Linked DNA regions of Mus musculus: all the other regions are linked to region 2. The links are chromatin loops, found by intact Hi-C in ENCODE. Cell type or tissue: left cerebral cortex. All regions are shown on one strand.

What was found. A loop is a pair of places that touch in the nucleus more often than their neighbours do. Peaks named below come from ENCODE experiments on the same cell type or tissue, not always from the same donor. Only the 100,000 strongest peaks of a DNase experiment are listed, where the experiment ranks them.
Region 1: a loop joins it to region 2, with 4 times the contacts of the local background. A loop is called at or near these places in 17 of 42 quality-filtered maps.
Region 3: a loop joins it to region 2, with 2.9 times the contacts of the local background. A loop is called at or near these places in 2 of 42 quality-filtered maps.
Region 4: a loop joins it to region 2, with 4 times the contacts of the local background. A loop is called at or near these places in 18 of 42 quality-filtered maps.
Region 5: a loop joins it to region 2, with 7 times the contacts of the local background. A loop is called at or near these places in 18 of 42 quality-filtered maps.

What each region holds. Positions count from the first base shown.
Region 1 is chr4:155,247,549-155,252,548 of GRCm38, forward strand. Faap20 (Fanconi anemia core complex associated protein 20) reads left to right here and starts at 2,418. Exons shown (of 4, transcript NM_001190445.1): 1 at 2,418-2,514; 2 at 2,958-3,102; 3 at 3,208-3,488. The coding sequence starts at 2,453. In left cerebral cortex, CTCF peaks have their summits at 728 (motif pointing left) and 1,897; DNase peaks (open chromatin) are centred at 1,892, 2,419, 3,004 and 4,907; H3K4me3 peaks cover 1,670 bases; H3K27ac peaks cover 1,786 bases.
Region 2 is chr4:155,305,345-155,310,344 of GRCm38, forward strand. The region is part of intron 4 of Prkcz (protein kinase C, zeta); the gene reads right to left. Among named protein-coding and RNA genes, the nearest start is that of Prkcz, 54 kb to the right of the region's middle. In left cerebral cortex, CTCF peaks have their summits at 2,961 (motif pointing left), 4,698 and 4,903; DNase peaks (open chromatin) are centred at 477, 1,383, 2,889 and 4,355; H3K4me3 peaks cover 583 bases; H3K27ac peaks cover 4,310 bases.
Region 3 is chr4:155,117,535-155,122,534 of GRCm38, forward strand. All of the region lies in intron 10 of Morn1 (MORN repeat containing 1), which reads left to right. Among named protein-coding and RNA genes, the nearest start is that of Morn1, 33 kb to the left of the region's middle. In left cerebral cortex, a CTCF peak has its summit at 2,671; no DNase peak of the experiment used is centred here; H3K27ac peaks cover 276 bases.
Region 4 is chr4:155,083,970-155,088,969 of GRCm38, forward strand. Rer1 (retention in endoplasmic reticulum sorting receptor 1) reads right to left here and starts at 2,384. Exons shown (of 7, transcript NM_026395.2): 1 at 2,236-2,384. It overlaps Morn1 (MORN repeat containing 1), which reads left to right and starts at 2,608. Exons shown (of 14, transcript NM_001081100.1): 1 at 2,608-2,712; 2 at 3,452-3,523. The coding sequence starts at 2,637. In left cerebral cortex, no CTCF peak of the experiment used is centred here; a DNase peak (open chromatin) is centred at 2,526; H3K4me3 peaks cover 2,213 bases; H3K27ac peaks cover 1,068 bases.
Region 5 is chr4:155,092,760-155,097,759 of GRCm38, forward strand. It overlaps Morn1 (MORN repeat containing 1), which reads left to right. Exons shown (of 14, transcript NM_001081100.1): 6 at 303-390. Among named protein-coding and RNA genes, the nearest start is that of Morn1, 8.7 kb to the left of the region's middle. In left cerebral cortex, CTCF peaks have their summits at 1,894 (motif pointing left) and 2,660 (motif pointing right); DNase peaks (open chromatin) are centred at 1,891 and 2,695; H3K27ac peaks cover 250 bases.

The sequences.
Region 1 (5,000 bases), 58 kb before region 2:
AGGCAGCCTTATTGCCTCCTACACTGGGCCACTTTCTGTGCCACTGTGTGTCTCCTCCAAAGGGCTGAAATAAGGCCGGGCGTGGTGGCACACGCCTTTAATCCCAGCACTCGGGAGGCAGAGGCAGGTGGTTTTCTGAGTTCAAGGCCAGCCTGGTCTACAAAGTGAGTTCCAGGACAGCCAGGGGCTACACAGAGAAACCCTGTCTCAAAAAAAGGGGGGGGGGCTGAAATATCCTTTTGTAACTGTTGTGAATCTTGGCTCAAAAAAAAAAGTTGTTTCTGAAATGCAAGGGTTAATCCCAACCAGAGAGTATTTTCCAATAACTTTCTTATCACCACAACAGATAGTTCCAGGAGAGTAAAATATTTTCATCAAATTCAACCTTAATTTTGTTGTTATTGTTTTTCAAGACAGGGTTTTTCTTTTTGTAGCCCTGGCTGTCCTGGAACTTGCTCTGTAAACCAGGCTGGCCTCGAACTCACAGAGATCCACATGTTTCTGCCTCCTGAGTGCTGGGATTAAAGGCATGCACCACCACCATCTGGCTTTAATTTTTATGTTGTTGTTGTTATTATTATTATTAATTATTTCCTGGTCTGGAGAGATAGTTCAGTGGTTAAGAGTACTGACTGCTCTCCCAGAGATCCTGAGTTCAGTTCCCAGCAACCACATGGTGGCTCACAACCATCCATACTAGGATCTGATGCCCTCTTCTGGCATGCAGGTGTACATGCAGATAGATTACTTTTTTTTTTTGTTATTTTGTTATTTTGTTTTTTTTGTTTTGTTTTGTTTTGGTTTGGTTTGTTTTTTCGAGACAGGGTTTCTCCGTATAGCCCTGGCTGTCCTGGAACTCACTTTGTAGACCAGGCTGGCCTTGAACTCAGAAAACCGCCTGCCTCTGCCTCCCGAGTGCTGGGATTTAAAGGCGTGTGCCACCACGCCCGTCGATAGATTACTTTCATACATAAATATTTTTTAAAAATTCCTTCCTGTGTGTTGTGAGGGTGGGCACACACACCGTGGTGGAGGTCAGAGGACAACCTCGCCTTCCACCTTGTGAAGGCACTGTGTCCACAAGTCCCAAAAGCTTCAGGCGAGGGGAACCTCCTGTTTCTGCCTCTCCTCTCACAGCACACCTGGAGTCCAGACTTGCGCTGTCCTGCATGGTTTCATGTCAATTCTGAGAACTGACCTCAGGCCCTTATGCTTGCATAGACACTTTGCCTACTGAGTCACCTCCCTAGCCCAAATTCAACTTTTTGTTTTGTTTTGTTTGAGACAGGATCTTTCTTCATAGCCCTGCTTTCCTGGAACTCACTCCATAAACCAAACTCATAGAGATCCTCCTGTCTCTGCCTCCTGGGTACTGGGATGAAAGGTCTGTGCCAGTGTTCTTGCAAAGGATTCAGGTTCATTTCCTAGCACCCACATGGTAGCTCACAACTGTCTGTAACCACAGTTCTAGGCGGTCCAAGACCTTTTTCCAATCTCTGTGGGCACCAGACACATACGGCACAAATACATGCGCTCTCCGAGATTAAACTTGCTCTTCCTCTTCAAGTCTGCAGAGACAGAAGACAACCTTAGTGCAGAAACCATCCCCAGACCCTGGTCTAGACACAACTTCCAGGATGTGGAACCTGGAAGTACACACGGTGTGTGTGTGTGTGTGTGTGTGTGTGTGTGTGTGTGTGTGTGTGATCTCACCTAAGGATGGGGTGCAAAGCTCTGACTGGAGGAAGACCCAGGAAAAGGGTCTGCGAGTCAGATGGTTGCAGGACAGGCGTTTGGAACGGCCCTGACCCCTGGGGGCTGTGAAGTAGAAAGCTACTAGCGAATCCCAATGCGTACATCAAAGTGCCTGGACTTTTGCTGCCACCAAGTGATGGGCTGCAGGATTGCAGGACGGGATATTGGTTAGGTAGGAAGCCCGGGTTTTTCACTCTGAGCCTTCGTCCCCTGGGCTTTGCGGTTTGATTGCTCTTCTCTTTGGTAGAAAAACCCAGTTCCTCCTTTAAGAAGAAGATGCTGGCAAAACTGGGCCTGAGAATTTGGTCCTATCCATGGGGCCTTCCTGAAAAAGACTACAGAACTGGAAACTGAGGCAGGGCATTGTCTGGGAGGTGCCACCGGCAGGGCAAGCCTGACAGCTCTCTGCACGTGTTGACGGAAGGGAGCCCAGGCTCTGCACAGGCTCGAGTGGCCCAATCTCGCACCCCTGCAAACTGGAGGGCAGCTCCGCCCTGTCCCGCCTCTCCCTCAAGGCGGCAGCCTCGTGTTCCCAACGGTTGGGATCTCGGCGCCTTAGATTTCCAGCGCCACAAAGGGGAGCTGGCACTTGGCAGAGCGGAGAGTGGGGGGGGTCTGGAAGCCGCCGGAGCGGATCCCGGTCGGAGGGCGGGCCGGGCTGTAAGTCTCACTTCCGCCGGACGCTGTTTGGAGAAGGATGGAGGAGGAGCGGAGACTGCGGGGGAGGCTGAGCCGTCGGAGGCCGCCCGCGGGGGGCGGGTGAGGCGGGACAGAGCGGAAGGGTGGGGTCCTGGGGGCTTTGGAAGGCGCTGAGACACCGGGAAGGCGATGGGGACGCCTCGATGTTCCCGCCTAGCTGCGGGGTTCCTCGCACGCGTGCATCTCGCTACCAGCCGCGCTCCGCCTCTCTCGGGGCGCGGTCGCTTCTTCCGCCCCAACGCTGCTGTTCCCCACCACCACCTCCGCCACCCCTCTTCACGTCGCCCATTTATCCACTTCTTTCTCAGCCCCAGGCTCCGTTTCCCCCAAGAGTCCATTTACCCTTCTAAGTGAGGTTCCTTCCCGGTCTCTTACTATGGACTCCCTCCTCCATTACCCCATTGTGGACCTGCTCCCTAGCCCTGGTACCCCTCACTGTAGAATCAACTCTTCACGATATCTCTACCATGGATGCCCCGGCTGACTCTTCCTGTGCTTCCCAGGCCCCCTAACTGCCGCCCTTGGTTTCTCTCGGAGGGAAGTAAGAGTGAGCCCTGGGCTGCTCTGTTGCGCAGCACCGTGAGCGGGACCGCGGATTGGACCCCGAACCGTCAGCCATTACCACCGCTGCCTGCTTTTCCCAGCCAGGTGTGTCCAAAAGCACTAAAGAAGGATGACCTGGGAGAGAGTTCTCAGGCCCTGGGGGAGGTCATGGTGTTGGTGGCTGTGACCTTATGGGGACTTACTTTTCAGGAGTCTCTACCTGACCCAGAGTCCACTGTGCCTCCTGAGGCCTTCACTGTGGGATCCAAGACTTTCTCCTGGACGCCTTTGCCACCTGCCCTTCGTGGCTCTGGAAGCTCCCGCCACCTGTTCTGTGAACCTGAAGGCTCCCTGGGGTCACCTACTCCATCCCTGAAAGGATGCCCTGCACTAAATTCTGGTCGAACTCCCAGCGCCCAGGAGTGTGTGCCTGTGCAGAGTCCACTTGCGTTGCTGAGTTGCCCGTTGTGCCAGAAGGCGTTTGACCCGAAGTGAGTGTCCTATCACTTAAGACTTAGCAGGGTGTAAGGTCCACCGACTTAGGAGGCTAAGAGAGTGCCTGGATGTGGCTCTGGCCTTTTGTTTATAGAACTAAAATTTAAATTATAAATATTTACATATATGTGTGCATGGCACATATGCATGTGGAGGTCAGAAGACAACTTCTTGAAATCTGTTCTTAGCTTCCACCATGCGAGTCCTAGGGATTGAACTCAGACCCTCAGACTTGGCAGCAGGAACCTTTATTTGCTGAGCCTTTTTGCTAGTCCTGGTTAATCAAGCGCAAAGTTAGCTTGATTAAGCAGCTGTCAGAACATAAGGCAGCGCCTAGTTCAGAGCCCAACAGTCTCCTCCAAATGATTTAAAAAACTATTTGTGCTGAGCTGGGAGTGGTGGCTTATATGCCTTTAATCCCAGCTCTTGAGGGGCAGATGTCTGAGCTCCAGGCCAGCCTGGTCTACATAGTGAATTCCAGAACAGCCAGTTCTATGTAGAGAGATCCTGTCTCAAAAAACAAAAACAGAAAAAAATGTGCATATTTATTGTTTGCGTAGTATATCTACATGCTCAGAGGGTTTTGCACAGAGGCACCCATGTGCACAGAGGCCAGGTCAAGTTTTTCTTGACACTTCCCACCTTGTTTTTTTTGAGAGAATCGCTCACTGAACCTAGAGCTCACTGATTTGGCTCGGGTGTCTAGCCGAGGGGCTCGGGTTCCACCATTTCTCCCAGCCCCCAGTACTTGGGTTGTGAATACGTATAACCTTTACATTGGTAATGTTTGCATAGAAGGTACTTTACCAACTGAGCCATCTTTCTAACCTCCAAAATGTGCCTTTTTATTAGAATCAAGCCTTTATGGATTTTGGAGGATCCCCAGGCCCAGCCCTCAGCCACAGCTACCCACAAAGCTCAGACAGGGGGATGCTGAGTGTGGGCTGGGTTGCGTCAGGTTGTGGCTGTCTCCAAGTGGGGTCCTGTTTATGGGAGAGTGTATGGTTTGAAAAGTGGACACCTCCATGTTTCTTACCCAGGGGCAGAAGCTGAGGGCTCGGACCCTTTTGGGGAATTCGTTTTCAAAGAGCCCATTAGATTCCCAATCTTGTCAGGGCTCCTGCCCCCCTCTTGTTCCAGGATGGCTTTTTGTGTGTGCTGTCCTTGGGTGTGTCTAAGAAAAGACTTGAAGACAGGGCCATTGAAGAGGGATGCTCCATCCTCTGGGTGCTTTTCAATTGGCTGTATGAAAGCTTGGCAAAGTGCCTTGCTTTTCTGAGGTAGGTGTGAGCAAGGTGGGCTCAAGTCTTAGCAAGTCTGGAGTGATTCATTTTCACGTTGCGCTATAAAGGAACTGGGATGTATTTGACCAGACTCACCTGAGGTGGCAGCCAGATCACTAGGCTGACTGGCGGAAAATCATGTCCCATGGACTTCAAGGCGTTCCCTTCTATTCCTGCCCCACTGCAGGGTGTTCTGGGGCTTAAATGGCAGGGATGTTGTCACAA
Region 2 (5,000 bases):
CAGAAGTGTATGAGTGAATCTAGCTTACTGAAGACAGAGGGAGGGATGTACCTACTACCTGGGTATCCCAATCTACTCCACCCTCCAGCGGACATTGCAGTAAACCCAGGCTGTAAGGAAGGGCTGGAGGGTGGGGACAGAGCCTGCTGGGCTGTGGAATACACTGGACAGTATAGGAGCTATCCATGGTGATCCGGCAAGTCTGGCATGAATGTGCCAAAGCAGAGCTTTGGCTGGGGAAGAAACCTGAACTCTGGGTGAAAGCTGTTAGTGTCACATGCCCATTGGGGACGCAGCCACTATCCCCCTGGGTGCTGGCTGGCACATGGTGAACAGCAAGTCCTGAAGAGTGTGTGGGCTACCCTTCTTTTCTTGCAGCCTTAACTCTGACAACCTCCAGGAGCTATGCTTGTCTTTGAATTCTATAATTAGGCTGGTCACAGGAATCTTAACGAGCTCTGTTTCCATGGTAACCTAGCATCTTAAGCACTGACAAGGTGGGAAAAAAAAAAACCCACATTTTTTAAAAAGCTCTGATCAACTGACTGTGCACAAACCCGCCTCTTCTAGGCTTGCTCGAGGATGAGGTGGGCTGAACTCCAGCCGCAGATCAGAATAAAGCTGGAGGGTTCCTGATTCGTGGGATGTATAACGTACTGTGTAATGTGCCAAAGGGTGGCCCATGTGCTAGCAATGAAGTCTCCTGGAGAGCCCAGTACCCTTGGTGGCATTCCCAGGCCAGTGGCTAGCAAAGGCAACAATCCGGTTAGGTTCCTGAGGACCAAAGAGGGTCCACGGAGCATAGGACAACACAAAAGAGGATGTAGAAAAACATGCAGGAAAGAGACAGCCAAATGTCCTGGGGTCAGGGGTTCCCCAGGTTAGAATGGACACTGGCACTTCTAAGGCTTAGGGTCACGATGGTTTTGCCAGGATTCTGTTTCTCTTTCTCCAACACAAACACACACACACACACACACACACACACACACACGCTTATCCCAGGATTTCAGATGCCGTACAGTTATGGCATGATTGTGTCCCAGTTCTTCCTTTGCCACACTTCAGGGCGTTTCATTCAGCCTTAAGTCTGTAACACAGACACCATCCCAGGAGTCGGGGTGGGGGGTGGGGTGGGGCAGCAGTGAGGGTGGAAGGTAGGAAGGCCGGGGTAGGGTAGGACGACGCCATCTGAGTGTGCGCTCACCTCCTGCCCTTAGGGACTTTCCCATCCCATCTCAAACTTCCTGCTTCTCAACACTGATCCATCTTCCAGATGAAAGTAAGGCTTACACATGTCATGCTTTCGAAGGTAAATGAAGAATAACAGGGAAATCATAGAAACAGGCCTGGGTAGAGAGGTACGGGAACTGCAACCGTGGGAAGCTATGGCCGCGTGGGAGACGGGCTGTTTGTGAGCAAGGGGAGCAGGCAAGGTTCCCACGTGGGTTTTCCACCCTTTCAGCTGCCCCGTTCTGTGCCCTGGGTGTGTCCCTCTGCAACCACAACACACCAGAGGATGTAGAAAAACATGCAGCAAAGAGACAGCCAAACAGAGGAGAAGCCCCAGTCCCCTTGTCTGCAGGGGGCATCCTTGGTGCATCAGAGATGTGTGAGAAGCTCACACACTGCTGCTGCTCAGAGGAAGACGGGGGTGGGGGTGGGGTAGGGGGAAAACTGGCCATGAGACAGTGTCCCTGGTGCGATGCATGAGCCTCAGTGGGGATTCACCCAGGTCACGCCGGCCAACCGTAGTAAAGGGACCCAGATACCGGTGTGAGGAGGAAGATAAGATGTGAAGCCAGGCGTGGTGGCTCACACCCACGACCCCGACACTTCATTAGCTGAGACAGGAGGACTGCCACCAGTCCAAGGTCAGCCTGGCCTGCATAGCAAGACTTCATCTAAAACAAACCAAAACAGAGGAAGAGAGGGAAACAGAAACAGGGGGAACGGCATGCACAGAATACACTATGCACGTGTTTGAAAGCGTTGTAGTGAAGTCCATTACTATGTACAACTGATATGTGCTATGGAAAACATTCAAAAGGCTAAGAAACAAACTGAACCCGGGCTGGTCAGTTCCTATTGGGAGTCAGACTTCTAGCCTCAACTTCCTTTTTGGGCAGAACACAGGAAAGAGGCCCCTTCCTGGGAGTGTGTGCTTACTGTCTATTCCATGGGCACAGGTCCTGGTAGTCCCACCTACTCCAGCCTTGAGATTGTTCATTTAATACCTATACTAAGCAACAGAAATGTATTCTAGTGATATCAGTGACAAGAGAGAGACAGAGACAGAGAGACAGGGAGAGACAGAGAGAGACAGAGAGACAAGGAGAGAGAGACAGGCAGACAGACAGACACACTCTGACTGCTGGTTAGGCTGTGGTGGGTCACCTTGGATGCTCACACACTGAGTGGGACCAAAAGGAGGCAGGGTAAGTCTGGGTCACCTTGTGGCTACTGCTCATGGCCAGCTACAACCACCACCCATCAGTGCCATCTGCATCTATCCATCACAACACCGAAACGTCATCAGTACCCTCACTCCTGGGTTCAACGGCCGTGTCACACACGAAAATCTGTGAGGTACTTTGTGTCACAGGGAAAAGGACAAGGGGCTTGGAGCTTGTTTCTCAGGTGCCTGGTGAGCACATACAGGACCCGTGACCTCTGATGGAAACCAGGCACTGAGGTTCCTGGGTCTCAGGTGGGCAGGAAGATACCAGATCCTCCCCAGCAGCCAGACACGGCAGACAGGCTCTGTGAAGTACTACAGTGAAGCCTACGGGAAGCTGTGCTGCCATCTGGGGGAGCGGTGAAATAAATCCCACAACAGCTGCTCCGTGGTTCCCAGGGAAGGAAAGAGAAAGACTCACACTGGTGTGAGGCAGGGGCAGCTCTTTCCGGAGGGAAAACTGTCCACGTGGACAGCGATGCTCTGGCTGGATCTCGGGGGCCCTCTGCTGGATGAAACGCCTTAACAGGGTTTCTGAAGGTGCCCGGACAAACCTCACACAGTCTCTCTCTCTGCCCGTGCCTGAGCCTCTCACAGAGAACAGGATCAGAAGGCAGGCAGGCAGAGGAGGACTAAGGGACCTGACAGCTTGCTATGTAACAGTGGCCACACAGGTTCTGGGGATGCATAAACTTGATGCTATCCCTTTATCTACCAGAAACAGACAGGGCTGTGGAAGAGGGGCTGCCTATGGGTCCCAGGAGCCCCAGGAACCCTAGGAGACCAAGAATCCTTTCCTGACCAGTAAACATTAAGAAGAATGGCCCTGGGAGACCTGGAAAAAGTCCAGCACATGCCAACCATTGCACTAGTTGATGCAAAGACTCAAGTACACTATGATACAAATTGAGAGGGCCAGCTGGAAGGTTGACCAGTAGTTTTCTTTTTATTGATTTAATGGGAAGACATCAACTTCCAAGTAATTCAGTTGCCATGGACTCGTGCTAAGTACGGCTCCTGTCGATGGAGGAAACGCGCACACAGCAAGTGGATCACTGCCCACCTCCCCCACGGTCAGTGGACTGGATTAAGTCCTTAGATCTGAGGGCCAAGGCTAGAGCTCAGGAGCTAGAATCTGCAGGACTCGACGAAGCCAGCAATGGACAGAACACAGGGCACAGAGGCTACTATCGAGAGCTCGATTGGAGGCATGCTATGAATGTAACTTGCTGTGGAGAACCACGGAAGGGAAACGTGTGGCTTCTACCAGTCTAAGCCTCCAGCCAAGGGTGAGTGAGGAAAGCTGGAGAAACCAAAGCCACACTGGAGGAAAGTGACCGTGGGGGCAGGCTGGGCCTTCCTGATTCTTTAGGGCCTATATGGAAAACATGGGCTGGGGCTCAGTGCTTGGATATCTGACTGGAGACAGGAACAGCAGCTCAGGTAACTAAGACAAGAGATGGATGTAGAGATCTGTCTCTACCATGTGGGCACCAAAGGCCGCTTTCTTCCACAACAGACACTCTTCCTCAGATAGCTCCAGAGGCTACCTGGAGCTGGGTTGAGTTCAGGTGAGGCCTGTCCCTGGCTTGGGGATGACTGCACCTATGTCCTTCATAGTGGGGTGTTAGATGAGCACAGCCTCTCAAGGTCTCTCTTGGTAGGGACGCCAACCTCCTTACATTACCCACATCACCTCCAAAGCCTCATGACCTCTCTCTCTGAAGATACTGTAGGTTGAAATATGTTTGGCACACCTGACTCAGCAAACTCAGGTAGGGATTCAAAGCTGGGTGAGAAAAGGCTGCATAACGGGAGCCTAAACTGAACTGGAAACGCACACTGCACAAACAAAGCCCGGATAACTACTTGTCAGCAAATCTGCGGTTTTGGAAAAAAAAAAAATCACTAACAAGGGTATTTCAGGCAGAGGGAAAATTGTCACAGCTAGGCGAGGTGAGACGGAGCACGCTGGAGGGGCTGTGGGGGCGCATAGGTGCAGTCCATGGGAGGTTATGGAAAGATTATGTGAAAATACTGTGGTGTCTCATACATGGGACCTGAGCACCTGCAGATTTGGATGTCCGGGTGGTGGGAGTTAGAGAAAAATCCCCAAAATAAACTATATAGACAGTAGGTGGAGGGGAGCTAGAAAAAAAATCCCCCAAAATAGACTATACAGACAGTAAGTTTCCCTTCACCACCACACACACAGCAACCTCAATAGCTGTTCTTTTTTTTTTTTTAAACGATTTATTTATTTATTTATTGTAAGTACACTGTAGCTGTCCTCAGACATTCCAGAAGAGGGAGTCAGATCTCGTTACGGATGGTTGTGAGCCACCATGTGGTTGCTGGGATTTGAACTCCTGACCTTCGGAAGAGCAGTCGGGTGCTCTTACCCACTGAGCCATCTCACCAGCCCAATAGCTGTTCTTTTACAGGGCAACTGAGGCTTCAGGTAAGAGGGTTTTAAAGATATATAACACTTTCTAGCTCACAATGGGCCCACTTAGGACTTTTTGACTTTACAGAGTGAGAT
Region 3 (5,000 bases), 190 kb before region 2:
TGAAACTACAGCAGAGCGGGAGGCAGCACACACTTTAAAGCAATTACAGTGTTTCAATGTGTTCCCAAAGCCTGAGGCCAGCAGCCATTGGTAGAGGGAGTCCCATCTCCCAAGGTAGGAACAGCCCTGCCCCTCTACAGACAAGTGGTGCCCCCAACCTCCCCTCAGTTCCTCTGGACTAAAAGATAACAGGCTTACATGTGACACAGTGGCCTGGTGAGAGGGAACTAGACACAGCTGGCAGGAGGGGCTTCAGGAGGCGTTGTCCCTGGGTGGCGGCTACTGATTCCCCAGAGAGCTTGCTGCCCACGGAGACTGGAGTCAGACAGCCATTTTATCCCCACCTGTAGGTAGACTTCTTAAGGTTTTCTAAGCATGTGCCAGCTACCAGGTCATTGAGGCCACTACTCTGAGGCATCCCTGGCCTTGGCCCACTGTGCCTCCAACTGGGACTCAGGGTCTCAGGTTTCCTTGGTCTGGGATTCCAGACAATTCAGGAAACAAACCCTCTAAAAACTCACGTTTCCACTTTCACAAACAATAAAACGAAGAGAGACAATACGCTCTGCGTCGGGAGCCCTAAAGTCAGTAATAGGTAATTGCAAAATATGGTATTTCATTATTCTGTTGGTATGAAATATTTCAGTTGTTTCAATTGTTTTTAAGTTTCCAGTAGACTATTTGCATTTCGATGAGCAGAACCGACAATTCCTAGGCGTGGATTATTGCCAGATATTGCAAGTCCTATTTTGGATAAATTACAGCACCCAGATTTTAGCAACAAAGCACATTGATTTTATATTCAAAGGGCTTTTTATATTTAGTCTCTTAACCTTTTGTAATTCCCACCCACAGCTTGAAGCGCAGAGCCCTTTGTGTTCCTTGTTCTCGGTGGGGCGTCTGCCGCGCCCCGCAATTTGGGCCCATTGACTCATGCGGCAGGTGCGGATGATTGCGGGTGGACACGGTGGGTGCAGGCTGCTGATTGCAGGATGGAGAGGTGGGCTCTGGGCCCTGTGGCTCAGACAATCCCTTGCAAATTAGCTTTGGGAACTTAGAAGAGCCATTGCAGTAAGAGGTCAGATTTCTCTCCTCTCTCTCTCTCTCTCTCTCTCTCTCTCTGCCCCACATCTCTCTCTGTCACTCATGCACAAAACCATCCTGCTGCATGTTTCCAATTGGTCTGAATGGTCTCTCTTTTTCATGTGTTGGATAAATGATTTTGAGTATTCATTGAATTTGATCTGTGAAGAATCAACTGTTACTGTATGGCAATTTTAAAAACCAAGGTGCCCTTTTGTCACTAATTCAGTCTTGCCAATAAAGTGGCGTAATGTCTAGCAGAGAATTTCTGGAAATTTTCATCGCCTCGCAGGGTGACACTGCATTTTAATATTAATTGTCTGTGGTTAATTACCGCAGAATAGCCCAAGAGAGCCATATTTCTAAAGTGAAGTTTGTACTATAAATTCTTTTGTAACAAATTATTATATAGAGGGAAAGTCCCGGAAAAATATAATATAAAAATATGTATTGTTTCCCATACCAAGGCAGCGATGGAAGTGGAAGTTTGCTCAGATGCCAGTCTATGCAGACACACAGAGGGCTTGTGTGCAGGGTCCCCTCTTGTTAACCCTGAGTAACTTCAGCCTGCTGTTTGACATGCAGGCAGGGTGGAGGGGGAGGACACCTCTGCTCTCCCCCACCCCCAAGACTCAGCTGCCCCTTCAGCGTGACTTCGTTCTGTTTTTCTCTTGAGTAAAGTTAAATCTCTATCACTGTCTCCCTCTCCTAGGGCTTCTTAGTTCTCACAGGTTCTCTCTTTTCACATATAAAAAGGGGTTTAATTCTATTTTTGTCTTTATTTATGGGAAGAAGACGTGTTCATGCTGTGGCATAGATGTGGAAGTCAGAGCCCAGCTATCCAGCGTTGGTTCTTTCCTTCCACTCTATGGTTCCAGGGGATCAAACTCAGGCTTAGCAGCAGGCCTCTACCTGCTGAGCTATCTCACCTGCCCCAGAGGTTCCCTCTCTGTCCTAAGCCAATCAATCCTAAAATTTTTTTTTTTTTTTATAATAAACAATTTATTTATTTAATACATTTGAGTACACTATAGCTGTCTTCAGACACTCCAGAAGAGGGAGTCAGACCTCATTACGGATGGTTGTGAGCCACCATGTGGTTGCTGGGATTTGAACTCAGGACCTTTGGAAGAGCAGTCAGTACTCTTAACGGCTGAGCCATCTCTCTAGCCCCCAATCCTAAAATTTTTAAGTCTTCATAATGAGGACATATCTGGGATCTGGGGCCCCTGTGAGCACGGAAGAGAGAGCCTAAGTGGCATAAAGAAGGCTCACTGCATGGCTAGAGTAGATCCAGAGAGTCCCTGCCTTGAGAGCCCTGAGGCAAGGGGTCAGATATGGAAAATGAGACCCTCAGAAGCCAAAGGGCGTTTGAGTACAGCACCTGAATTATAGGCAAATGTAGACTGGATGTGGACCTGTGTACCTGTGTACAAACAGCTGGGCCTGTGAGCAGCCCCCACCGCAAGAGCAGAGAGCAGGCCCAGCACCCGGTGCTGGAGGCTCTCACACTGGCTTCATGAGAACCTGTCTAGAGGTGAGGCCCGGCAGAGCTGGATGGGAGGTGAACCAGTAAGAGTGTCTGCCAGAGGTGGGCGCTCCAGCCACATGGGGCAGGCACTGCAGGCCAGCCTGAGACAACTGGGCGTTAAAATGAAGAACGACCCCGAATTAGAGGCCACTGAGTAGTGTGCCTGAATCTAGAAGAAGCATATCTGGGATATCATGGAAGGCTAATGGCATGTGGCATTTTATGTGGCCTTGGAGCCCCATAAAACCCTGCAGAGTCCAAGGGAAAGAAATAGTGGAGCCCAGTAGAGCTTGGAAGCTGTCACTGTCACCAAACCCCAGAGTGGACCCTTAGTAATTTCACAGAACATCCGTTCCACTCAAGAATGGGAGCAGACCTGAGGCCACTTTTGCCAAAAACTCACAGTCTGCCTCTAACTATAATAGGACCTGTGACAGACAGACTTTCCCCAGAGGGCGTAGCCTGGAACTTTCATAAGTCCCAGGGTCACAGCAGTCAGGAAGAGGCCACGGTCTCTGGCCTTGAGCTCCTGTCATGGACAGGTGCTCTGTGAGTTGCAGTGGAAGGTTGGGAAACCTTAGGGTAATTGCAGGCCCTGATATCGGCTGTGTCTACAGCTGTCTGTAGAACTGAGACGCTTTATCTTGATGGACTTTTGCTGTACTAGGGATGGAAGCCAGAGCCTTGCAAATACCAGCACACAAATACCACTGAGCCACACCCCTCGCTCCCCAATAGCTTTTATGAGTAAAGAAAGAAAAGACCTTCCTCCCCTCCTACCTGCAGTTTCCTAACAGCCTGCAGTTTCCTCCCCTCCTGCCTGCAGTTTCCTAACAGAGCCTGCAGTTGCTGGGCAGGTTTGAGCAGCACCTTTGCAGCCCTTTTGTGCCCATCCGCCCAAGCATGAGGAAGCTCACTGGCCTCTGTAGCCATGGTCCACAGTAGGACCGTGGGCAGCTGGGCAGCCTTAAAGAAGCCTGGTTCTTCCCATCTACCTTTGGCTCCACTGTTCTGTTTTGAGCTGGACATCTGAGTCCCCCTAGCTCTCAGAACCAGGAGGCCTCCCCACCACTGCCAGAAAGGAGGTGGTGGCATGCTCTACCGTGGTACAGGTCTTCTGGGGCAGCAAGTCAAGGCAGTGAGTGGCCTGGGGCAGTGGCCCTCTCAGATGGCCCCATCTGCACTGGAAGCATTGCATCTTGAATGGTAGATAGTCACATGTACGGTCACTGCACGGGTGGCCCTGCTGACTCTGCTGTCATCTTCTGCTGACTGTGCCAATGCAGAAACCATTCCGGGGCTGGGCGGGGCTGAGAAAGTAAGTATGGTCTGCTCCATGGAGGACCTTGGTAGAGGCAGCAGGGACAAGCAGAGATCTCCAGACCAGGGTCTGTCTCCATGGGAACAGTAGCTCCCTACTGCCCCAGGCCTTACAGTCTCATGCCTGCTGTCTCAGGAGACCCGCAGGGCTGAGATCGCAGTCTCCTATGATTCTAGGCCATTCTAAAGCCCTCCCACCAGACAAGTAGCAAGGTTGCCTGCATCCTGATCAGCCTTGAGGCCAGTTTTATTGCATTTCATTTTTAATTTTTTAGATAGGATCTATGAGGCAGGTGGTGGTGGAGCATGCCTTTAATCCCAACATTCAAGAGGAAGAGGCGGTGGGGGGAGGGGGGGTCTATGAGTATGAAGCCACCCTGGTCTACGCGGAGCAAGTTCCAGGACAGGCAGAGCTATACAGAGAAACCCTGTCTCAAAAAACAAAAACAAAATAAAACAAAACAGGGTCTGTGAAGTCCTGGCTGTCCTGAACTCAATCGTGTAGACCAGGCTGGCCTTAAACTCATAAGAGATTCCCCTGCCTCAGCCTCCTAAGGTATATGCTGTGTTAACCCAGCTTCAGGAACAGAGAGGAAGGAAGTGAGAGAGAAGCCAAGTCAAGGAGAACAGCTGCAATACTGACCTCGTGGCCCCTTCTTGCCTGCTACTCCCCATAGCCAGCACCCCTTGTCACCTAGCCTCTCTGCTCTCTTTGAGTGCTGGCATGAGGTTGGACAGAGTGGGAACCCTAGCCATTCCTAATCCCGTGATCAGAGCGCTGTTCATCTGTGGCCTTGACCCAGGGCTCTCCAGTCAGTCTCTGCTCGCTCCAGGACTGTGAGTATCCAGTCAGCCCAGGGTCGTAAGGGTCTCATACTCCAGGCTACAAGCCACTTAGCATGAGGCAAAGTTTCAGGAGGGCTTAGTGGACACCCAAACTTGTATCTGGGCTGGCTTTGCTGCCTGCTTTTCTGCTCTTGCTAACCAACCGGCTGCCCCAGACAGCTGCCGCTTCTGAGCAGAGCGAGCTGCCTGCAGATGAAATGTGATCAGGAACCTCACATAA
Region 4 (5,000 bases), 220 kb before region 2:
CATTATTTTACAGGGATTTTTAAAACACTTTTGTGCCAGGCGTGGTGGCGCACGCCTTTAATCCTAGCACATGGGAAGCAGAGGCAGGCGGATTTCTGAGTGAGGCCAGCCTGGTCTACAAAGTGAGTTCCAGGATAGCCAGGGCTATACAGACAAACCCTGTCTCGGAACCCCCCCCAAAAAAACAAACAAACAAACAAAAAAACTTTTGCTTAAATTGAGACAAGAGTAGTATTAAAAGGAAAATACTAGGCCTGGTGGCACACACCTTTAGTCCCAGTTCAGGAGGCAGAGGCAGGTGAGTTGAAGTCAGCCTGGTCTATATAGTGAGTTACAGACCAACCCATCTACACAGTGAGGCCATTTTAAAGAAAAAACGATGGAGCTGCTCCTTTAAAGTCTGTACTCTAAGCTGATCTTAAAACTCTGTTTCAGATGATGCGTAGAAAGCCTACCTAGAACACATTAGTCAAGTTTTGATTATCAGACAAACATTGCTCTACATCTTGATTAAACTCACTGCCAATAACAACCCGAGAGAGGCAGCATAGAGATTAAGAATGTGAACTTTGGAGTCCCACTGCCGGCTTCAAATCCCAGCACTGCACTTCCTAGCAGTGTGATCTGGGACAGCCACTGAGGAATGCCTGGGGTTCGGACCTGGAAAACGGGGCGAGCACCTCAGTGCCTTCCTCAAAGGGTTCTCATGAGGATCTACCGGCAGCCTGTGGTGAACCAAGTGCCAGCCCTCAATGTTTCAGACTTGTTCCTGGGTTAGGGCAGCCCTCATACCAGCTGTTCTAGCTGCAATCCTCTTCTCTCCATTCAGACTAAAGGTCAGAGAGGCCCTCCATGCTGTCCACAATGACCACCGTTTCCACGTTTCCATGTCACGTCACTGTTTGCATTTTCTGTAACAACTGTTTTCCAATCCCTTTCTAGTAATCTCTCAATCTCCTCTCACCGGAATGCACGCTCCTCCCTGAGGGACCTTGATTTGTTTTAGGATGGGCCTCACGACCTACAGTGCTTGTCACATATCTACTGAAATTGCTCTATGCTCTGTCACAAAAAAAAAAAAAACAAGACAAAAACTGTTCTAAGGGGGACAAGTACCACACACAGAACATTACCCCCGTGTTCTGGAGCCCATCATTTGTCTAGTTTCTGCAATCCATCACTCCTAAATTAGTAATACACCACAGAGAAGAAAGCGCTCTGCACAGCATCTGGGGGTCGCTGCCTCTTGCACCTGCATGCCTCAAGAGTTGTTCCCTGTCAACCCTTCCAGACCCTGCCCCTCTGAGTCCTTCCCTCTCTGGGCCCCTCTCACCTTTGGGGGTGGGGTGGGAAATGATCATCTTGGATCATCCCCAGCCCTTTCTCTATGTTCTACCTCCACCGCAACCAGTTCCCCAACACACAACCTGGATCTAAGGGGCTGAGTATGGGTTTACTGATGCTCTTCTGAGCACCTTAATGAGGGTTAAAAAAAAAAAAAAAACTCACATCAAAAAAACAGGCAGTTCCAAGACGTATAACTAGTCTCTAAGTCTTCCCCCCGCCCCCAACAGGGTTGCTCCATGTAGACCAGGCTAGCCTCAAACTCACAGCCTCTGCCTCACATAAAGGCGTGCACCACCACCTCCTGGATAGTATCTGTTATTAAGAACTAAGAAAGAAAAGCCACTGGGGGTTCTCAATGTGGAAGTATGAAGCCCTCTTGCACTGATACCCTGCTAAGGGAGACAATGTAGCCTTATCTGCTCCACGCTGGAAGTACAGCCTGGAGGGCTGGACATTTTACTGCCTTAATGTCACCATATAATCTAGACCCATTTAACCAGCACCCCTTCGATCCATTCAGTAACTGTCTTCGCGCTCGGGCTTAATTCCTACACGTGTGCCCCGAAACTGAACACGGTAGTGGGGTAGCAAGAGGACACCTAACACATGCCGCCTGGATCTGTGCAGGCAACAACAGGCCACCTTCCTCCACGACCTGGGGCCGGGGGGTCGGGGCGGCGCGCGAGCCGCGGCGGGCAGCGCTCAGCAGTCCCCTCGCGCACCCCTCTCGGAGATCGGCCCGCCCCTGGCAACCCCTCGCCAGGCTCAAAGGCGCTGCCCGGCCCCGCCCGCCCGCCGCCCGCCGGCTCGCCCGTGGCCTTGACAGCCCAGAGGAAGGCGGTGGTGTGCCGCCCGACCAGGTCCGCGCCACCAGCCCACCCCCAGCACCTCGCAGCTCCGGTGCAGCCGAGCCGCGGTCTCCCTCACGGCTGCGGAAGGAGGATGGCGGGCAGGGCGGCCGCCAGAGCTCGGCTCCGGATCCGGGAAGCTGCACAGGCACTTCCGTTCCGTCCCGCGGCGCCTCCAGCCGCCAAGATGGCCGCGGGGCGGGGCCCAAGCTCCAACCATTTCCGCTTCCGGTATGGACGCAGAGGCCGTTGGCGGGAGCGCTTCCCGGCGGAAGGACGGGGTTGGCGGAAACGTGCCGTGGTGCACAGGCGCATTGACGTCCTCAGGCTCCGGATCCGGCGCCGCTGCTTCGGATGTTATGGTCTCCTGGCCACGCCCCATGGCAACCGGAGGCCAATGGAAGGCAGCTTTATGGTTGCTAGGGAAACTTTGGCGGCAAGATGGAGGCAGCTGGCGATCCCTACCAGGCTTCGCTCCAGCCGCGTCGGCACTCGCCGAGACTGCCGCCGCGAAACGGTACGGGCTGCGTCTCCCCGCTGGAGCTCCGTCGCGTTCGCGTGCTCCACAGGCGTGGTCCAGGCTGCAGGCTCACGGCCAGCCGACCCTGCGTCAGGGGGGGCAGGTAGAGCTGAGGTCAGGCTGGCTGGGTGAGCACACGAGGTTCGCCCAATGCAGTCTGATGAAAAGTTGTTCTAAAACCGGAGAAACAGGATCGATATGAGGTCAGAGTCCATGCTAGTGCCACTGTCTTCCCGTCCCAGGCTGCGACTTGCTGGCAAGAAAGCAGTGGGGTTGCTTATCCATCTCAGGAACTGAGAGATGGGTGTTGGGTGTGATGTCTCAGAGCTGGCTGCGTGATAAAAGATGAGGCAGCCAGGAGTAATTAGGAGTGAGTGTGGATTTTTGTCCCGTGGGGACAGGAGGATAGTGACGGTCCTGGCAGGGTGGGCTCTTTGCTGTATCCTCACGGAGCTTGTTGACTGCTTCCGTGCCCTCACCGCCTCCTCTTAAAGAGCCTACAATCAGCTTTTGTCTTAGCCCTCCTCTGGCCAGGCCTGCCTTTCCCTCAGTACTATCCATGTAACAAAACCCAAGCAAGGGAGAGGGAGCACCCATCTTGAGCAATTAACCATCCTGTCATGTTCAAGAGACTGATGAGAAATGACCTGCAGACTACTCCAGACCCTGAGCTGCCCCATCTCTGTGTCTGTTGATGGCAAACCATTGCTATGTTCATCTTCTTTTCCGAACACAGGCTATGGCGTATATGTATACCCAAATTCTTTCTTCCGCTATGAAGGAGAATGGAAGGGAGGCAAGAAACACGGTAAGAAGCCTGTGATCATTGCAGAGCTCATTCCAGAGCCAGATTCCTGAGAAAAGGTGTGGGAGGCAGTCAGTCTTGTACCAAGCATAGCCTGGTACTGCGCCTGCACACTGGGACTACCACTTGGACCCAGTCATGGTGGAACCAATGTAAGACCAATTCTTGTAGGCTTGGAGGTCATCACATGCTGGTGGGTGGTGGAACTATTGGTGGGAGGGAAAGAGTGGGGCAGTAGACCCAGAGTGTCACACACAAACACCATCATGGCGTCCTGCATGCTTGTTATTGGACATCCAGGCCTCTAATCATCAGCCTTAGTGTCTCTGTATTCAAAAAAAAAAAAAAAAAAAAAAAAGGTAAACATGGGCACGAAAGAACCCTGTTCTCTCGTGTCTGTGAGCATTCCAGTTTATAGAATATACCACCAGACAAAGGCCAGGCGATGTGGAGGTTTTGCTGTGAGACATTATTGAATCTGTTGATTCCTGGGGAAAGGCAGCTGTGTTCTTAATAGGCTGCCTCCTGTTGCCTCTCTTACAACATGGAGGCTCTGCTGTGTTTTCCCAAGCTAGAGTTAATGGAAGCGAGGTATCAGGCTTTGTTTCTAATAAGAAAGAAATCAACTCCGGAGGCAGAGGCAGGGGGATCTCTTCAGTTCAGGGCCAGTCTTTTTTTTTTTTTTTTTAAGATTTATTTATTTATTATATATAAGTACACTGTAGCTGTCTTCAGACACACCAGAAGACGGTGTCAGATCTCGTTACAGATGGTTGTGAGCCACCATGTGGTTGCTGGGATTTGAACTCCGGACCTTTGGAAGAGCAGTTGGGTGCTCTTACCCACTGAGCCATCTCACCAGCCCAGGGCCAGTCTTAATACAGAGTGAGTTTCAAGACAGCCAGAGCTACATAGAGAAACCTTGTCTCAGAAAGCCAAAAAGTAGAAAGAAAGAAAGAAAGAAAGAAAGAAAGAAAGAAAGAAAGAAAGAACCAGATTTTTAGGAAACCTTGGCAATAGAGGGAAAAAGTACAAAATGAGCATGCCCTGGAATGGTCCTTGCATAGACACACACACACAGAGACACACGCACCAAAGAAGTACTGAGTCTAGACTTTCCGTTGTCTAGACTCTACCTGCTCCATAAACAAGAAGGTTCATCGTATCTGCTGGCTATCAGAATCTTTCTCATTTTCTTTTATGTATCTTTTTGTTGTTTTGGTTTAGGTTTTTGAGACACCGTCTTGCTAGATATATAGCCCAGGCTGGCCTTGAACCTGTAATCCTTTTGCTTTGGCCTCCAAAATGCACCACTGCACCCAGCCTTTACCAATATTGTCTTAATAATTTGTTGTTGTTGTTTTCTTGTGACCCCAGAGCCTGTACGAATGAGGCAAGTGCCTCACTGGCAGGCTGTATTCTTAGCATCTTTCAGCTTTTGCTTGGTGTTTTTATCACAACGATGTTTCTCATTTTTTCA
Region 5 (5,000 bases), 210 kb before region 2:
CTCCTCAATCTCTGCCATTTCCCATTTTGAGTAGCAGAAGCCAAACGTGTCCTGCACAGGGCCCAGCATGCTCTGGAAAATGGGTCCTACCATGGGGGGGCGCGCAGGTATGCATACATGTCCCCGCCTGTCACAGCCCTCCTGAGCCAGCTCTGGCAAGGCAGGAGCTCACAGACCATCTGTTCAGGGCCTATTTTTGCCTTGGCCCCGGTGTGCTTGCTGCGCCCGGTCAGAGGAGTTGGTCTGAGTCACTGCTACCACCTGGTTCTTAGCCTCATGAGGGTCCTGTGCTGTGCCCTCAGGAATGGTGACAAGTACGAAGGTGATTGGGTTCGAGACCAGCGTCAGGGACACGGGGTGCTGTGCTGTGCCGACGGCTCCACATACAAGGTACAGAGGAAAGGCGGGAGGCCGTTAGAGGACTGGGAGCCTTGATGGTGTTTGCCCACACTTCATCTGGCAGTGCCCTTGGAGAGAATGGACTCACACTCAACTCCTCTCACACCCCCAGAGCGCCCCAGAGGCTGACTTTCCTTATTCAGTCCTCAAGTCTGATGAGCCCTGTGCCACAAGGGAAACTGAGGTCTGTCCCAATGCTTGTGCTTGTCCGAATGGGAGATAAGAGAAACCGTGGATTTCATGGGCAAGAGAAAGGACTACACCAATGCTCTTAGTGAGAAATGTGAAGCTATTGGCCAGGAAAACTGTCAAGCTACCAGGAGAGGCGAAAGAAGAAACAGATTACAGTCGGGGCTGTCCTGGGACAGGGCTGGGCCTGGTTCCACCACTCCTGGGCTGATGGCAAGCCAACTCCACCAGGAAGTAAGAGCTTAAGGCCCTGGGATTGGCTTCTTGGCAATTCCAGTTGTCACAGGTGAGGCCCTGAACCCCAAGTGTTGCTGCTTGCTTGACAGTGATGTGAGACCTGCTGGGGGGTTCCAGCAGGAAGGAAGGACAGGTTTAGGCCTCTAGACTCCCGAGAGTCAGACTTCCTCAGCCATTTCTTTCTCGTCGTATCATAGTTAACCAGGATGATGCGATCATATTTTTCCAGATTTCTCAAATGGCAGATTGACAACTGGAAGGAGCTGGCCCCTGGAAGCAGGATGAACCCAGCCCAGTTCATGCAGAACTGGGAAGAAGGGTAGCCACAGAGCTACTGGGGGGAGGGGACTCCTGGAGGAAATTGACCAGATGCTGTGACCTCAGAGAACAAAACCCTACTTCTCCTGAGCCTTCAGCTCCCTCTGCCGACTGCTGACACTGTCCACTGACTAGGGAAAAAGGTTCAGGGGGCCTGGCTCCTTAATGGAAATGGAGTGGTGTATGACAACTCCCACAGAACTATAGGGCCACAGAGAACACTGCATGGGTGCCCAGACCTGTATACACAGGATGCCCAGCCCTGAGTGCAGAACAGAAGAGTTATGCTTGGGTAGATCTCAGCCCACGCCTGAGTACGGTCCCTATAGCTGTGATAAAACATCATCACCAAAAGCAGCTTGGGAAGGAGAGGGCTTTTATCACGTTACACTGCCTGGTAAAGGCCCATCACGGGGAAGTCAGGACAGGAACCCGAGATGGGAACCTGGAAGCAGGAACTAAATCAAAGGCCTTGAGAGAACGCTACTTACTAGCTTGTTCCCCAAGGCTTTGTTCAGCTTTCTTACAGCACCCAGTACCACCAGATGAGGGGTGATACTTCCCACAGTGAGCTGGGCCCTCCCACATCAGTCAGCCATCAGCACTGTCTTCAGGTTAACGCTGTGGCAGTATTTTCTCAGCTAGGATTTGCTCTTTGCCAATGATCCTCTCTTGTGTCAAGTTGACATAAAAACTGTCCCATAGGACTGCTCTGGTCAGGGCTGTTGGGGGTCTGTGTGGACACTGCCCCCTGCTGGCCTAGAATCTGCCTCTGAGCTGTGCCTGAGACAGTCTGCATACCATCTGTACCTGCTGTTGTGACCACTCACCATTCTGGCTCCTCCCCGTCTGGGGGCTCATCCTCAGAAGTCCTGCCTTGACAGCCTGTCCAAAGCAGGATCAATTTCCAGGTGCGATGGGAGAGTACAAGGTAATGAGGACCTAAAGGAGTCACTCACTTCCTGTCTGGCCTGCACACAAGGGTCTTGTTTCCAGGGAAGAAGACCAGGGCTGTCAATCACCTCCTACCTACTAGATACTTCCAAACCTTCCGCTCATGGATTCACACGAACTATCCCACACTTCTGTGAAGGGACTGTTTGCCATATTTTATAAATGGGAAAACGGAGGCCCAAACACGGTTTCCCAGTCCAGAAAGGGGCAGAAGAGCTTGTGGCCTCAACACCCAGGCTTGATCCATATACCTGACCCTCTTTCCCTGGGATTTGGGAAAGGCCTTGCCCCAGTGGGTCCCTCCAGAACCCATCACATCAATGAATGAGCTGCCGTTGACAGCCCAGAAAGATAACATCACCACCACCACTTGGGCAGGAAGAATAATGAAAAGTTTTGCCCAGTTCCCGGAGGTGATTCTGTTCCACATGTCCTCAGACATCCAGTAGGGCTTCTTCACTGCTGGCCACTAACCATCCGTGGCTGGGGTTTGGGGCTCTGCCCAGGCCTTCCTTTCTGCAACCTGAAATTTGTGGTGTGCCTCACTTTCATCTGCACCAGCCTACAGAATGTCCACCAGGGGGCAGTCAAGACCTGCTCACCAGCAGCATGCCCAGCCTTGGATCCTTGTTCCAAGTTTGGCTCTAAGGCAGGCAGCAGGGAGGCCTTGAATGCCTAAGCAGTGCACACAAGACTGCCACACAGGCTAAAACTGCTCAGGTTGCCGTGGCTTCTCCTCCTGAAGTCAGAACCTTGAACTCCACAAGACTCACAAAGGTACCTTCCTCAGGAGTAGGGTTGGGGGTTGTGTATCCTTCAGCTCAATTCTCAATAGCCCAGTTCCCAGCATCCTGTGGCTGGACAGCAGGAGCAGTGTCCAGGGGAGGGGACAAATCGGCCTCTGGCTTAGACGTGCTGACTGCACCAGAAAAACAATAGCATGAGCTGAAGCAGCCACAAAGGAGTGACCAAAGGACAGACGCACATTCGGACAGAAAGGCCGCAAACCAGCCACTTTTTTTTTTTTTTTTTTTAATTTTCATGGGAAGGCTAAAGAACTTTCTTCCTGGATCTTTTGGACACTGAACAGAAAAGGTACCCAGGTCCAAGAGGACAGGTGACGCCATCTGGAAATCAGGACTTAGACACCATGGGTATCCACAACTGCCGGCCTAACACAACTCTTACTGACCTGCGCTGCAGAGGCAGCAAGAGGTCTCACTTGCCGCCCAAGTGAGAGAAGGTAACCCTGGGCTGTCACTCAGCCCTCATTAGCCAAGGGAGGCAGAGTTTCCTGAGGCTTGCTTAGCCAATGACCATCTGCACCGAGCTCTCCCACGCATGGGCCACTACCTGCATGGAGTGGGGACATCAGCCAAGGGAGGCTGTGGGGTGGGAACAGTCATCAAATCTGCTTCCTCCGGGCACCACTGTTCTTTATGTTGCCATCAGTCACACACACAAACCAGAAGTGTACCATCTCGTCCTGTTTTAAGTGTCCAGTTTGGTGGCATTAAATGCTTAAATTACTGTGTGGCCATTACCACCATCGGTCCACAATCTCTTCTATGTAAACAAACAGACTGGCCCGTTTGACCCAGACTTCCCAATCCCTGAGAGCCCTAGCACCCACCCCTCTTTTGTCTCAGTTACTCTGGCTCCTCCGGGGACTCCGTGGATAGACTTGTTCCTTAGTGGCTGGCTGTTCTTGCTGATCGTCGCAGCTTCAAGTCCATGCTCACTGAAACACGTGCAGGAGGCTCCCGATGGCCGAGTGGCACATATGCATACAAGTCCCATTTCCCCTCTTCATGCATTTCAGTGGGCTCTGGGGATAGTGCTCTGAGCATACACGTGCAGGCCTTTGGGTTTGTGGACCCAGCAGTGGAATGGCTACACCATGCAGTAGTTGCATTTTCAATTTTTTTTTGTGTGTGTGGAGCTGCCGCATTTTTCCACAGTGGCTGCATGATTGAAGGAACCAGCAGGGGTTTTTATTTCTGCACCCCCAACCCACACTTATTTTCTGTTTAAAGCTACCATGCTAAGGAATATGAGCTGTTTGGGAGTGGGCAACTGATCGCTGAACTCTGGACACTGCCATTGCTGTCATCACACAGAGCTGGCTTTTGTTCCTGCTTGACATTGCTTCAGTGGCTCTCAGTGCTCTGTCCCTCCCAGCTTGTACTGTCCTGTCACCTCGGGGTATGTGCCTGTTAACCACTAGCAGGGAAACGTCTCACCTTTTCCTTTTGACCCTCGGGCAGATGAGGTGGGTATCTACTAGCTCTTCCGTCCTCAGGTGTCTCTATAGAGCAAGCTCCACCTTCAGAACAGCCCTCATCCCCTAGACCCGCCAGCATTAGCGTCTTGTGTATCCTGAGAAGACTACAGGATGGTCAGCCTTTGTCTGGACAGCTCTGCTTTTCTGATCTTGACCCATCAGATTTCTCCTTCAGCCAATATTCCCATGTTGTGAGGAAGAAATCAGTCCAGACCCTGAGCAGATGTTCTAGGTGGAGTCTGCAGCTCCCAAGGCAGCTGGCGTGGCGGGCATAGTGATATGGTTCCATCTGTGTCTTTGGTGGGCACCTAGAGTGGTACACTGAGCAAGTCGATGTGGTGGAGGCCTCTCCCACAGCAAGGACATGTCTGTCACCTAAAGCTCTGCTTTCCTGAAAATCAACATTTCCCATGTTGGTTTTCCCAGAGGGCAACCTGCTGTCTGGCACACCTGTGCATACATGAAACAGGTGGCTAGCCTTATGGGTTCCTTCGCCTGCTGCAGTTCCCAGCTTCCCCCTGAGCTGGCATGTCTGAAGAGTCCCTGCATGTCAGCAGGCAGATGAAGACGGGCTCTGTGGCTACCTGCTTGCTTCCCATATCACTCGTCTGCCCTCCTT